2 separate regions of the Homo sapiens genome follow, and region 1 is linked to region 2. Evidence: chromatin contacts called from ENCODE Hi-C or POLR2A ChIA-PET data. All regions are on one chromosome and are shown on one strand. The core of a region is the stretch at or near the end of the contact, and the rest is flanking DNA. Distances in the headings are between cores, read along the strand shown. Region 1 overlaps LPP (LIM domain containing preferred translocation partner in lipoma). Region 2 has its middle 2.5 kb from the start of TPRG1-AS1.

Region 1 (5,186 bases), core at 200-2,699, 400 kb after region 2:
TTCTCTTTCCTCTTCTTCATCCCAAAGATTTCTAAACTTATTATCCCCAAATTCAAAATATCCCCCCAAAAGAAGGCAGGAAGTCTAATGAAATGTTTGAATCCAATGAACCAATGCATGGATAAAAAGAGAGTAAGCACCTGAAGTGCTGCATGGTGATAACTCGCCCAGCTCAACAGGTCAAACTCCCTCAATCCATGCAATATGATAGATACCTCTAAAACATCGACCGCAAGAGGTCATATTAGAGAGCGTAAAACACTAAGGTTGATCCTCCTTTTGGGACCTGAGGTGGACTAAGCTATGTGTCTTACCAAGAAAAGGAATCACCACGGAATGTTTTTAATCAGACGGTGAGGAGACAAGAAGTCCAGTTCCCTAGTTTATGAATGGAAACCGTGGCACAAGAGAAGTGAAATAGCTTGCCTGCTAAAAATCAAAAAGTGAGTTAGAAGCAGAACTAGGAGAATTCACATGCTCCATCTACCACACCATATCGCCTTCACCATCTTCTTGTTCTTTTATTCTCTCTGTTACAGTCTCAGGGGCTGGGCTTTGATCCACAGGAATTTACGCTAGGATCAGAAGGAGAATGCTAGGGGAGATCCCACGTTAACAATGGCTGTCTTCCCACTTCAGACAGTAAAATAAGCATTAGGTCTTTTCTGAGTGCTCCAAGGTTAGACATAGGTAATAAGCACACTGCAGTTGAGTGGTTTTCACAACACTAGACATGAAGAAGCCTCAGGGCCGTTTCTGGAGTGAGCAAGAAGATGCTCAGCCACGCTCCAGAGCCCAGACTCCTTATTTCAGTCAGAACACCTCAAACTCTGCCATTTTATACATCACACTTCTTATTAAGGTTCACTTGAACAGAGTCCCCAGCTACGGAACACAACTGATGTACTAAAAATGTACTAGGATTTTGCAAAAGAAGACACGACTTTAAGGATTAGATTATTTTGTTTTATTTTTGTAAAAATTAAGAGCAGTCATTTCACATTTCTGGGCCACAATTTCACTATATATCAGGTGGGTTAACAATTAAATCGCAAATGCCAAGTAAAAAAAAGAGACAGTGTATTGCAAATGTGCTTTGTAGCAGTAAAGCTCTTGCAAATCATGAATGTTACCACATGATCCTGTTAGAGACAGGCCCGCAGCTTTATAAAAAGAGGGAAGCTAGATAAAAGGAGGCTGACCTTGGAGAGCCTAAGTAACTTACGGTTGGTGTGATTTTATCCTGAGGGGTTATGGGACTTTCTAGCCCTGACAGTTTTCAGATGAGCTATTAGTTAATTGAGGTTTTGCACTGAGGATAAATAGAGGGATTGTAGAGGAATTTATATTGTGCATGTGTGTTGTTTGTTTCCTGAGATTCCTGGTACTGAGTCATCATTGTGTATATAAGGCAGACAGGAAGACAGAAGGAGGGAATGCATTTGCAGAAACATATCTACGTGCCTTCCTTTCCAGGCTTATCACTTGCCCTACATTTTCTAAGCTCCAACTGGGCTGAACATTTCCAGTTCCTGTAATATATATGCTTAAATGCTCTGAAAAGCCCCCTCTGACCTCTCCAGGAGAATATTGGAGCACCTTCCGCTAGGCATCCATACAGCCTTGTTCATAGATTCATTATCATATTTATCACATATTCTTGTCGTTATGGCTTTACACATCTTTTTCTTACAGTAGAAGTCCCTTGTGGTGTGAGAAAGGGTATAAACTGTGTTCCCCTTGATTGTAATCTGCAGTGTCCTGCATTCAGTAGGGGCTTAACAATTGTTGGTTTGATGAAGTTTACAATAAATAAGTAAATTTTAATAACTGATACAAACTAGCTCACAAGTGACTGTGGATTTCCTCAATTTGTAAGCTGGACTCTGACAAACATCCCAATATGGAAGAGTTAATTGATTGAATAGATCACCAGATGGAATACCAGATAGCTAAACTTTTGTGGAACGAGAATAGATGCCCCTGAATTTCATTAGTCTTCAAATATTGGCCCCTATTTCCAATTTTTTTAAAAATATCGTTACTTACTCAGCTGCCTTCCCTAGATTCCGTAGACTCCCATATGTCTTATTAAATTAAAGGCAAAATCATTAAGGCCAATATAAACTCTGTATGGAACTAGTGAAATGTTACGTTGCTTCTTTTCTTGAGATCTCCTAGAACTGGTCCAGGAGCACTTAGGGACAAGCTCAGACCCACCTCTCTCAAAGGTAATGATACTCCTGCATGTGTTTCCTCCCTATCCAGTCTGATATCCAGTCCTTATCTACCCACTTTCTCTAACTGAGATACAGAGACAGGGATGGAAATGGTGATTAGTAACAGCATGGCATAAATATTATTTAAGACATAAAAACAGATAACAACATAGAAATAATCTGGCAGAGTGGTGAAAAGTATGGGATCCAGAACTAGATTGCCTGGTTTTGAACCTGAACTCTGCCACTTATGAGCTGGTTTGACCTTAGGCAAGTTACTTACCATCTTTATAACTTGGTTTTCTCGTTGGTGAAAATGAGAAGGACCACGTCATCACAGGGTTGTTGTGAGAATTAAGTCAACTTTAATACAGAATATACATGTCTGGCAGATATTAAGTCCTCCACAAATGGAAACAAATACAACATAAAACATTAAAATATGATGTAGTAAAATGTGATACAATGCAATAAAATACAATATAATGGCAGGCTGTACTGTACACAGATGGTCACGACAGTGTCTCTTGCCCACAAACTTGTCTGGAGCCTTACTACAACCCCAACAACAAAGGTGGAGACTAACCCCCTGTCTTTGAGCCCAGGTGGACCTCAATCAACAGTGTATAGTAGAAAGGACACTCTGTGTAAGTTCTAAAACTAAGTCATAACAATGCTGGCATTTCTACCTTTCTCTCTTGTGATACTTGGCCTTGGAACTCATCCACCATGCTGTAAGAAAGCCCTAGGAGCCTGTAGAGGAACTCACATTAAGAGAAACTAAGGTCCTGACACACAACTCTAGTCGCACTTCTAACACCAAACTGCCAGCCATGAGTAAAGCATCTTGAAAGTGAATCCTCTGCACCCAAATCGAGGCACATGGGCTCATTTCACAGAACAGAGTTAAGCTATTTTCATGGAGTACTATCAAAATTGCAGATATGTGAGTAAGGTAGACATTACTAAGCTTTGGGATAATTTATCAAGCAGAAATAAATGGCTGATACAGATACAGATGGAGATAAAATTGTATTTATATGAACCAGTACTTATCCCTTCTGTCAAAAGGGAGTGCTTGTTTTGCCTCAACCTACACATTAATAATTTAAACAAAGCTTACTTTTTTTTCTAAAGGCTTTTATAGCTTACAAAGAATTTTCTTTTTTTTTTTTAATGTTTTTTTTTTTAATTATACTTTAAGTTTTAGGGTACATGTGCACATTGTGCAGGTTAGTTACATATGTATACATGTGCCATGCTGGTACGCTGCACCCACTAACGTGTCATCTAGCATTAGGTATATCTCCCAATGCTATCCCTCCCCCCTCCCCCGACCCCACCACAGTCCCCAGAGTGTGATATTCCCCTTCCTGTGTCCATGTGATCTCATTGTTCAATTCCCACCTATGAGTGAGAATATGCGGTGTTTGGTTTTTTGTTCTTGCGATAGTTTACTGAGAATGATGGTTTCCAATTTCATCCATGTCCCTACAAAGGACATGAACTCATCATTTTTTATGGCTGCATAGTATTCCATGGTGTATATGTGCCACATTTTCTTAATCCAGTCTATCATTGTTGGACATTTGGGTTGGTTCCAAGTCTTTGCTATTGTGAATAGTGCCGCAATAAACATACGTGTGCATGTGTCTATATAGCAGCATGATTTATAGTCATTTGGGTATATACCCAGTAATGGGATGGCTGGGTCAAATGGTATTTCTAGTTCTAGATCCCTGAGGAATCGCCACACTGACTTCCACAATGGTTGAACTAGTTTACAGTCCCACCAACAGTGTAAAAGTGTTCCTATTTCTCCACATCCTCTCCAGCACCTGTTGTTTCCTGACTTTTTAATGATTGCCATTCTAACTGGTGTGAGATGATATCTCATAGTGGTTTTGATTTGCATTTCTCTGATGGCCAGTGATGATGAGCATTTTTTCATGTGTTTTTTGGCTGCATAAATGTCTTCTTTTGAGAAGTGTCTGTTCATGTCAGCTTACAAAGAATTTTCATAAAGAAAAGTTAATATGTTCATCAGACATAAATGAATATACATGATAATGATAGCTTCATGTTATAAACTGGGTAACCATATATCAAGCTTCCTTTACTTATCACTTGCTCAGGGTGACACAGCCACTCAGAGGCAAATCAAAAGTTGAACATGTGTATCTTTTCACTCCAAATCCAGAGCTATATTCATTACATCAAGCTGAAAATCTGTACTAAGTCAGGAGTTTGTGGACTTTGTTCCAACTCATTGTTCAGCCACAACTTCTGGCCTGAGTAAGGCCCTCTATATGCTTTGGACTCCTTGAGAAATGGAGGTGGTTAGATCAAAAGACCTCCTAAACCACATTCAGGTATAACTTTCTTAAATTCTGGAGTTCTTCCTACATCTGTTAGTACCTTTCATTACCTGTTACTCCTTCCAGATTCTATTCTTCTCATGATACCCCACATGCCTCCTCTGCTTTCTGACTTGACAGATTCTACAAATAAACTTACATTTGCACTAAATCCCTGTGGACAGTAAGTCTAACCTCACTCTCTTTTGTGATCGGCAGGTTTATAAGATTCCCCCTAGTATTCTTAATTCCTGGGCTTCACATTCTTTTACAATGCCATCTTTCTTAGTGTGGGCTAATCCTAGTCACTTACTTCAAACAAACAGACTATGGTAAGTGTGATGGGCTGTCCCCTCCACATTTAGGTTTCAAATGATTATGGCTTCCATCTTGTAATCAAACTCTACCTATTGCTTGCTCAGCTTCCATGCTTTGATGTAGTGAGATGCCACATGGAGAGGCTCCCATGACAAATAACTGAGGATAGACTCCAGCCAACAACCAGATATAAACTAAAGCACTTTATGCAACTGCCTGGAAGAAATCGAACCATATAAAAAAATTAAAAACCACCTAAGCAAGGAAGCTGATCGTTCTCCCGTTGAACCTT
Region 2 (4,775 bases), core at 241-2,740:
AGAGTTCTGGGGCCTCCAAGCCATGTAGTCCTCATTGATATAAAACTTCCTGAAAATTTAATAGGAAGATACAGACAGATTTGAAATATCTTGAGAAATAGCTAGTTTGCAAGAACCCCTATGCAGTCTTTCGTTTTGTTTTGTCTTGTTTTGTTTTTGAGACAGAGTTTCGCTCTTGTCACCCAGGCTGGAGTGCAAGGGCATGATCTCGGCTCACTGCAACCTCCGCCTCCCGAGTTCAAGCAACTCTCCTGCCTCAGCCTCCCAAGTAGCTGGGATTACAGGTGCCTGCCACTACGCCCAGCTCATTTTTGTATTTTTAGTAGATTCAGGGTTTCGCCATGTTGGCCAGGCTGATCTCAAACTACTGACTTCAGGTGATCCGCCAGCCTCGGCCTCCCAAAGTGCTGGGATTACAGCCGTGAGCCACTGCGCCTGGCCAGTCTTTTCAAATATTAGCTCTCTCAGCTGAACTAGGAAGTAGACAGCAGACACGTCTAGACAGAGGTCGCTGGCCAGGCCCTAAAGTGCAGATGTGCTGTGCTGTGGCCTAAAGAAAGATACCCAGAAAGTTCTTCAGACCTGCTAGAGATCGTGAGGCTGCTCAGGCTTCCTCCCTAAAGAACAAGGTCTCTGGACTTGGCTTTGTGTCTAACAAAGCAGTTACCGCATTCCCACCTCTTCCCCTGACCCAAACACACACACACCCTCCACACACACACGTCAATATGACAAGCTGTTTCCTCATGTTCTTTAGTATAGAATCACAGCATATTAGACCAATTTGCTGTTTAACCCATCTATTTAACAGATGAGAAACTGAAGCTCAGACAGAGGGGAGCTGCCATTTGCTTACAAGGTGACAGACCCCAGCTCCCATTTCTGCCCCTCCATGAAACAGTGTCTCACTGAAACACACTGTGGGTCGTGCCATGCTCCTGCTCAGTCACCTCCACTGATCTCCCATAACCCTCAAGGGAGTCCAAACACCCCAGCCTTGGCATCAGAGCCCTCCACAGAATAGCCTTATTTGGGTTTCCATCCCAGTCTCCATGTTCTTCTTCTTGATTGCTGGCGAGTGATCTCCTCAAAGGTCTCCTGCTCCCACGTAAACAGACCAGACTCATTCGCATCTCCATCTCAACATGGATTCTCCTGCCCATTCCCACGTTCTGAGAGCCTGTTCTCAGTGAACTGGGATGTCCAGAAACGAAGCAAGGTCATAAAATGGCTTCGCATACCCTCCACGTGTGCCTCTTCAGAGCGTCAAAATCACACTATGGCTTATTTTTACTTTTAATAATATTTTTGTGTGTAATTAGCAAGGACTCTGAAAGCCTCAGCCCCCTCCTGTGTGGTAGGAATGGCAAATACGCCCATTTTATAGGGGAGATGAAGGAAGTGAGACCCAGTGCTGAGAAAGGGCATATGATTCATGTTTCAGCAAGCAATGAGTCAGAGGAGGAGACGTCGACCCAGGCTTCCTGATGCTGAAGCTAGAGCTCCATTCACACGGCTGGGCGTATTGCCTCTGTTACTTCCAAATGCTTGATATCTTGTTTAAAAAGTCAACAAACACTCACCCCAACAGGCTGACTTTTGAGTAAGTTTTTTATTATGATGAAAAAGCACAAGAGACCTTATCTTTTCTGACCTCTGAACAGAACCTAGAATGTTAACTACATAGTTTATAATAAAGAAGCTTCAAGCTTTCCAAGTTGTGATCCTCTCCTAAGGCAACTGTGTAAATAGAGGCAATTCTGAAAACTTGGACTGTCAAAGAAATTGGGCAAGTCTGGCTGGGCGCAGTGGCTCATGCCTATAATCCCAGCACTTTGGGAGGTTGAGGCAGGCAGATCACCTGAGGTCAGGAGTTCGAGACCAGCCTGGCCAACATGGTGAAACCCCATCTCTACTAAAAATACAAAAATTAGCCAAGCATGGTGGTGGGCACCTGTACCAGCTACTCGGGAGGCTGAGGCAGGGGAATCACTTGAACCCAGGAGGCAGAGGTTGCAGTGAGCCGAGGTCATGCCACTGCACTCCAGCCTGGGTGACAGAGCAAGACTCTATCTCAAAAACAAAAACAAACAAACAAACAAACAAAAAAAGAAATTGGGCAAGGCCAAAAGTCCAGTTGAGGCTGGAAATGATATATCGCACCAGCTGTGTTCTGACCTTCTCTAGTGTCTGATACCTATTTCCAATATCCAGTGGCTGTTCTACTGTTTAGGGGCTGAGAAGAAGGGGTAGGATTGTGGTAAGTGATTTCTCTTGTTGGGTCAGAGCATTTTGAAATCCTGGAAAGGCTTGTCAAAAAGAAAGTGGTCATAGGTCATTCTGCAGTCCTTGAGAGAAGAGGAACAAATGGTAGCCTGCCTCCAGAAAAGGAGTGAAAAGGGTAGGGCTGAGAGCCCCAGTGACCTGGGTATAAAAGATCCTTTAAATGCCCTTTAAGGTACTTTGCCACATTTACTGAGCCCCTGCTAATGTACCATGTACTTGGATAGAGACCCTCAGTAAGGTGACTGTATAATTTATCATCCAAACCCAAAAACTTCAAGGTGAAGGAGGGACCTATTAATAACTAATTATACCAAGACAGAGTCATAAACTGAGATGGCAAATCAGGATGTATTATGATGTACCTTATGATGTACCTTAGCCATAAGGTACATTTTATATTATACCAAGACAAAGTCATAAACTGAGATGGCAAACCAGGATGTATTTATGATGTATTATGATATACCTTAGCCATCAGTATTGAGATCAACAGCAGAGTTTGTATCCACAGAGAAATCTCTATGGCATAAGAGGGATCTAGCAAGCACAAAAATGGCATAACCCAAGGCTGGCTGGGTGTACTGAGACTGAAAGAGAAAGAAGTGACATCTAAATAGAGGAGATGGCATTGAAGCTGGGTTTTGAGGGATGTGAAAGATTTGAATGTGTGGCAGAGATAGGCCAAATAGAGGCCATCAAATTCTGATGAGTTTAAAAAATTTTTTAAGACATCTCAGCCAAGGCCCAAGTGGCAGGAAAGCAGGAGGCGTCCATGGAGCACCGCGACCAGCCAGAACCCATCTGATGTGGCTGCCATGGAAGGAGTGGTAAGACCAACGAGAGATGAGGCAGGAAGGGTGCTGATGCCAGGCTGGGCTTGGTTCTAATTTCCTAGAGAGCACCAGGAGCGAGCTTTCCTCCTCTTATCAGCATGGCTGCACAAATCTCCATTCTCCTCATCCTGGACTTTTGTTGAGACTGCTCAGACCCACATCTCGTGGGCTGCTGCTAGTCTTACCAGGCTGACTGTCTTCCCTCCAACAAGGAAGGGAGTCTCATTTGAGGAACTGCACAACCTCTTCTGGTTTCTGTACCGGTCACTTTCTCTCTCTAGCCACTGGAGAAGTGGGTTGGAGCATTAGGGGGAAGTGTCTGTTTGGCAACCTCACAGGGCTAGAAAACTTGAAGAGGGTGGATTTTAGGGGCTATCCCCTTGAAAACATTCAAACGTTTGAATCTTTCTGGTGAGACCACTTGTATTCCTATTTTCCAGGAGTACACACAAGGCCAGAGGCACTTTGGACCTCAGGGCTTTCAGAGGGGTGAAAGACAAGGCGGTCAGGGAAAGACTTTCTCATTTGGCCTCACTGTTTTGTGATGTATGTCAGGAAGGTGTTATTGTGGTGAACAATGGAGAAGAAGGGAATTTAAAAGCAGAGAAATGAGTGACTCACCCAAGGTCACATAGCAAGTAACAGAGCTGCAAGCGGCTTGAATGCAAATCCCCTGGACCCAGGCCATGTATTCATGAACCTACCTCAAAGCCTGCTCTCAGAAAGAAGTGGAAGAGGGAGAGGAGGAAGACAAGAAAGAAGAAAGAGGAGGGGGAGGAAAAAGAGGGAGAGAAGCAGAGGAGGGGAGAGACAGCAGAGCCCTTCACTGTAGGTGAAGGACCTGGAACCTTCTCCTTTCACCCCTACTCACCCCCACTCCCTTAACTCCTCCTGGACCCAAGAAAATGTGTCCAAGGCTGTGCGGTAGGGAACGGCTGCTGGGTAACTTCTTTGCTGAGGCGCAAGCATGGCCCTGCGGGGTTGCTGAGCCTTTCAAAGGTCACTTGTAAACTCTGATGTGGCGCAGGGGCTGGCCCGGAGGGGCTGGGGCCTGGGCCAGGACGAGAGGACGGGCCTGCCTTTGGTGCCTAGAAATCAAAGCAGTCAACCTTGGGCTTTTTCTTCCCCCTCACACTGAGGCACTTTTATTGGCGAGATGAAGGGAGGCAGAGCGGGCCTTACAGTCCTCGCTTTGCTTTTGGAGGTTAATGACCCAGTTAGCAGCTCTTGGCTGCGTTTCCGACATTTTGCAGACATCAAGCCCCGCGTCTCTGCCAAGTACATTCTGTTCCCTGGAGCACATCCAGTGCATCTCAGATTACTATGTAATGCGACAAAGAGGGAGAGGTGGCTGGGAGGGGCATCGGGGAGCGGGGCGGGGAGGGGAGAGGGCGGGACGCAGGAGCGTGCGGGGAGGAGAGGAGGATGCCACTCTAAATATAGCTGCCCTCCTGGAATGCATCTTTCAAGGTGCTTATTTACTGCACAAGAGTGATCCCAGAGTGAGGGTACGATTGGGCCCTGTCGTCCAGGAATCCTGGAGCGCCGAGAGCGAAGCCCAGAACCAGGGCGAGGACAGACAGTGGGGGTGGGGAGGAGGCTGCAGGAGGCTCCTGGCTGGGAAGGGCTGGGAAGGTGGAATTCGAAGGGGGCGGG

Evidence for each region. Hi-C counts contacts between places; a loop is a spot of excess contacts on that map. ChIA-PET counts read pairs that join two places held with the same protein, here RNA polymerase II (POLR2A). Pooled maps may share reads with other maps.
Region 1: a map of endothelial cell of umbilical vein shows a loop between it and region 2 (5-fold over the local background). The contact joins two enhancer-like sites. A Hi-C loop is called at or near these places in 5 of 168 maps with a recorded cell type or tissue (IMR-90, MCF 10A, PC-3 and 2 more) and 1 of 50 pooled maps. POLR2A ChIA-PET finds 5 or more read pairs at or near these places in 3 of 52 experiments (A549, IMR-90 and MCF 10A).

Annotation. Positions count from the first base shown.
Region 1 is chr3:188,543,479-188,548,664 of GRCh38, reverse strand. All of the region lies in intron 6 of LPP (LIM domain containing preferred translocation partner in lipoma), which reads right to left. Among named protein-coding and RNA genes, the nearest start is that of LPP-AS1, 23 kb to the left of the region's middle. Within about 2 kb of position 1,449, at least 3 of the 41 ENCODE cell types and tissues checked have a DNase peak (open chromatin) inside an H3K27ac peak, as active enhancers do.
Region 2 is chr3:188,947,751-188,952,525 of GRCh38, reverse strand. No RefSeq gene overlaps it. Among named protein-coding and RNA genes, the nearest start is that of TPRG1-AS1, 2.5 kb to the right of the region's middle. Within about 2 kb of position 1,490, at least 27 of the 41 ENCODE cell types and tissues checked have a DNase peak (open chromatin) inside an H3K27ac peak, as active enhancers do.